Regions from separate parts of the Homo sapiens genome. Here region 1 is linked to region 2. A link is an interaction called in ENCODE POLR2A ChIA-PET data of the cell type or tissue named here. Cell type or tissue: PC-3. All regions are shown on one strand.

Region 1 (2,500 bases), 160 kb after region 2:
TGAGTAGTTGACTAGACGATGAATAGTTTGTCCTTTAGAAAATCACACAGATTTTTGAAATATGTTTTACTTTTTGGCGATGAATATTAAGGTCATTAGTTGTATTTTGGTCTTGGAAGATACTAATTTAAGATGAGCATCATTTGGAAAAGTAGTCGTAGGTAATCTTAATACTGAACAGTGGCAAATTTCTTCTCTCTCCGAATTAAAACATGACCTTTGAAAAAAAATAAAAAGCAAAAAATGACCTTTGAATATAGTTGTCTAGACATTTGGTCATATATGCTTGTGACTTGTTAATAACCTCACCAGTTTGGAAGAAATGACAGTGAAAGATGAGTGACCTGTTTTTATTTTGGGATATACTCTTAATATGTCAGGCATTTTTAGGGTGTTTTTAAATTTTATTTTATTTTATTTATTTAAATTTTACAAGTTTTTGAGAACTGTTGTGATGTCAGAGGAAAAAACACTTTCCCTTAATATTTTGTTAATATTTTGAGCTCCAGTGGAATTAGTCCTTATAGCAAGAACTCATACTTCATTTGTTTTGTGATGTTGGATGCTATTTTGTGCAAAATAAAATATATTGAAAGAATAATTGCAGTAATTTCCATGAGTACCCTTGAATTGCTATCTTAAGTTGTCCAAGAATTGTTATTGTGCGAACTTGTGCCTTTTCATCACAAATTTGGTGAGAACCTGGGGAAATAGACTTGTGTTACGGAGTTTTCTGGACTGGTTTAATTATAAAGTGATCAAAGCAATTAGCTGTGAAGCTGAGCTTTATGACTGTTTTAATTTTCAGTGGATTCGTTATTGGGCTAAGTTAATGACACTCTTGTAAATATATAATTATTTTGAGATACTCAAATTTGAAAGCAATACCAACTAAAAAGCATGTGTGGGATTTTGTTACGGTGTCTTTCTTTTTTTTTTTTTTTTTGATATGCATTCTAATGAAGTACTCTGGTGGTTTCAGACTCGCCTTCGTAATGTACAGTGTGGCCTGTGCGTGTTGTTTTGTGTTTCCTGCATTGATTTTTGCCTCCGTTTATTCTCTATTGCAGTCTAAAAGTTGGTTTTAATTGGTTGCCCACAGGATTGACTTGGCCTCTACTTCTTGTTAAGGAAATTCATCTCTTGTTTTATCAGGTAAGAGATTTTGAATAGAGAGTTCGTTTTTATACAAAATAAAATGAGATAGCTTATTAAGAAATATGAAAATATATGTAGCAACTATATTGTGTGTGTGTGTGTGTGTGTGTGTGTGTGTGTGTGTTTTTGTTTGCTTGTTTTTTGTTTTGAGACGGAGTCTTGCTCAGTTGCCCAGGCTAGACTCTGTTGCCCAGGCTGGAGTGCAGTGGTGCCATCTCGGCTCACTGCAACCTCCGCCTCCCGGGTTCAAGCACTTCTCTGCCTCAGCCTCCCGAATAGCTGGGATTACAGGCGCCTGCCACCATACCCGGCTAATTTTTTTGTATTTTTAGTAGAGATGGGGTTTTATCCTCTTGGCCAGGCTGGTCTTGAACTCCTGACCTTGTGATCCACCTGCCTTAGCCTCCCAAAGTGCTGGGATTACAGGCATGAGCCGCCACCCAGGCCGGTGTGGTTTTTTACAAGTTTATCTGAGGGATAGGGGTGGGGTAGATGGGTGCTTTGAACAGTTGTTCCTTTGGGGGTCAATTTCATTTATATGGATCTATTTATCTTGTGATTTTCCTGATAGGCAGTAAGTTTTATTCCTTAGTAGCATTTTAGACTAATTACAAATACAGATGCTTGTTATTGATATGTTTATTTATATTTCCTAAGAGTTTAAGTATAGATAATGGGTCACATGTTTTAGAGTACAAATTTTAGACTTTAAATGGAACCTTAGCAAGTGGAATCTAACCCTCTTGTTTAAGTAACTAAGATAGGCCCAAGTTAGGTTGAAATGACTTAGCTGTCAAACAGTTACTTAGTAACAGAAAAGCAGATACTTTTTTAAATTTTTTTTTAAATTTTTATTTGTTTTATTTATTTATTTCTTTTTGAGACAGAGTTTCGCTCTTGTTGCCCAGGCTGGAGTGCAGTGGCGTGATCTCTGCCTCCCGGGTTCAAGTGATTCTTCTGCCTCAGCCTCCCTAGTAGCTGGGATTACAGGCACCTGCCACCATGCCCAGCTAATTTTTTGTGTTTTTAGTAGAGACGGGGTTTCACCTTGTTGGCCAGGCTGGTCTTGAACTCCTGACCTCGGGTGATCCACCCACCTCATCCTCCCAAAGTGCTGGGGTTACAGGTGTGAGCCACCGCACCTGGCTGCGGATATTATTTCATATTTTTTGGAAGCTAGAAACAATTTTTCTCATCAGATGGCTTTATGAATAAATCTTGTATTCCACTTTGGTTTAATATTCAGCCCTTTCCAGCTGGTAATCTGAGGCAGATTTTCAATAGCATATTCTCATGTGTACCTTGTACAAACTTTCAGTAAATCCCTGCTCTTAACAGAAAA
Region 2 (2,500 bases):
TGAGTAAGATATACATTTTTCAAATGTCAAAAAATCCTTAAAATTCACTCAGTATACTTGTTAATAGTAATATTGATATTGTAACTTTAAAACTATTTCACATATAACACAGAATAAGGCAAGTAGGTTAAAGTATGATTAGGAACAAAGATTTTCGGGCCGGGTGCAGTGGCTCACGCCTGTAATCCCAGAACTTTGGGAGGCTGAGGTAAGTGGATCACGAGGTCAAGAGATCGAGACCATCCTGGCCAACGTGGTAAAACCCCACCTCCACTAAAAATACAAAAATCGGCTGGGCATGGTGGCGCGTGCCTGTAGTTCCAGCTACTCAGGAGACTGAGGCAGGAGAATCACTTGAACCCCGGAGATGGAGGTTGCTGTGAGCTGAGATCCAGCCCCTGCAGTCTAGTCTGGGGGACTGAGCGGGTCTCCATCTCAAAAATAAACAAATATATAAATGCCTTTTGTCAATTATATCTCAATAAAGCTGGAGGGGGAATATATATGTATTTCCAAAACGATTTTGCTTGTTTGTTTGTTTTTTTGAGACAGAGTCTCAACTGCAATCTTGGCTCACTACAACTTCTGCCTTCTGGGCTCAGGTGATCCTCTTACCTAGGCCTCCCAAGTAGCTGGAATTACAGGCATGCCAGGCGCGGTGGCTGACGCCTGTAATCCCAGCACTTTGGGAGGCTGAGGCGGGTGGAACACGAGGTCAGGAGACCGAGACCATCCTGGCTAACACAGTGAAACCCTGCCTCTACTAAAAATACAAAAAATTAGCCAGGCATGGTGGCATGCGCCTGTAGTCCCAGCTACTCAGGAGACTGAGGCAGGAGAATCACCTGAACCAGGGAGGTGGAGGTTGCAGTGAGCTGAGATCACTCGCGCTACACTCCAGCCTGGGAGACACACAGCAAGACTCTGCCTCAAAAAAAAAAGAATAAAAGAATTACAGGCACATGCCACAATGTCCAGCTAATTTTTTGTATTTTAAGTAGAGACATGGATTCGTCATAATGGCCAGGCTGGTCTCCAACTCCTGACCTCAAGTGATCTGCCCACCTCAGCCTCTCAAAGTGCCCAGATTACAAGCATGAGTCACCGTGTCTGGCCATATTTTGAGTTTCATTTAGCATAGTTACACCATGCATATTCTATGTTAGTTCTTTTTGTTTCATCTATTTATTTACTTATTTATTTATAATTTTTCGGGGGACAGAGTCTCCCTCTGTCACCCAGGATGGAGTCCAGTGTCGCAATCTCAGCTCACTGCAACCTCTGCCTCCTTTGGCTCAAGCAATTTTCCTGCCTCAACCTCCCGAGTAGCTGGAATTACAGGCACCTGCCACCACACCCGGCTAATTTTTGTATTTTTAGTAGAGACGGGGTTTCATCATGTTGGCCAGTTTGGTCTCAAACTCCTGACCTCAGGTGATCCGCCCACCTTAGCCTCCCAAAGTGCTGGGAATACAGGCTTGAGCTACTATGCATGGCCTATTTATTTATTTATTTATTTTATTTTTTTTTTTTTTTTTTGAGACGGAGTCTCGCTCTGTCGCCCAGGCTGGAGTGCAGTGGCGGGATCTCGGCTCATTGCAAGCTCCGCCTCCCGGGTTCACGCCATTCTCCTGCCTCAGCCTCCCAAGTAGCTGGGACTACAGGCACCCGCCACTACGCCTGGCTAATTTTTTGTATTTTTAGTAGAGACGGGGTTTCACCGTTTTAGCCGGGATGGTCTCGATCTCCTGACCTCGTGATCCACCTGCCTCGGCCTCCCAAAGTGCTGGGATTACAGGCGTGAGCCACCGCGCCCGGCCTATTTATTTATTTTTGAGACAGTGTCTTACTCTGTTACCCAGGCCTGATATTTCCAACTTAAATTTAATATTATAGGCCGGGCGCAGCGGTTCACGCCTGTAATCCCAGCACCGTGAGAGGCCAAGGCAGGCGGATCACTTGAGGTCAGGAGTTCGAGACCAGCCTGGCCAAGAGGGTGAAACCCCATCTCTACTAAAAATACAAAATTAGCCAGGCATGGTGGCATGCGCCTGTAGTCCCAGCTACTTGGGAGGCTGAGGCAGGAGAATTGCTTGAACTAGGGAGGCAGAGGTTGCAGTGAGCCGAGATCGTACCACTGCACTCCAGCCTGGGAGACAGACCAAGACTATCTCAAAAAAATAAATAAATAAATTGGAAGTATCAAAGTGAACTCACATTTTTTCAAAAAATAGATTTCTTACCCCCATCTACTAAAAAGTTGTTTAAGACAATGACATCCTAGCAGCAATAAACACACCCAGTGCCCAGAGCTAAATTTCTTTTTTTAAAAACCAATGTTTTATTTTATTTATTTATTTATTTATTTTATTTAGAGATAGAGTCTTATTCTTATCACCCAAGCAGTGGTGTGATCATAGCTAACTGCAGCCTCAACCTCAGAGGTCAATTTCCTTTTTTTTTTTTTTTTTTTTTTTTCTGAGACGGAGTCTCACTCTGT

Evidence for each region. ChIA-PET counts read pairs that join two places held together with the same protein. Peaks named below come from ENCODE experiments on the same cell type or tissue, not always from the same donor. Only the 100,000 strongest peaks of a DNase experiment are listed, where the experiment ranks them.
Region 1: POLR2A ChIA-PET joins it to region 2 with 5 read pairs; 1 of 35 experiments calls an interaction of 5 or more read pairs at or near these places.

Annotation. Positions count from the first base shown.
Region 1 is chr20:35,657,585-35,660,084 of GRCh38, reverse strand. All of the region lies in intron 1 of CPNE1 (copine 1), which reads left to right. RBM12 (RNA binding motif protein 12) reads left to right here. Exons shown (of 3, transcript NM_006047.6): 2 at 1,071-1,155. Among named protein-coding and RNA genes, the nearest start is that of CPNE1, 6.1 kb to the left of the region's middle. In PC-3, no CTCF peak of the experiment used is centred here; no DNase peak of the experiment used is centred here.
Region 2 is chr20:35,813,912-35,816,411 of GRCh38, reverse strand. The region is part of intron 2 of PHF20 (PHD finger protein 20); the gene reads right to left. Among named protein-coding and RNA genes, the nearest start is that of PHF20, 43 kb to the right of the region's middle. In PC-3, no CTCF peak of the experiment used is centred here; a DNase peak (open chromatin) is centred at 1,071; H3K27ac peaks cover 389 bases.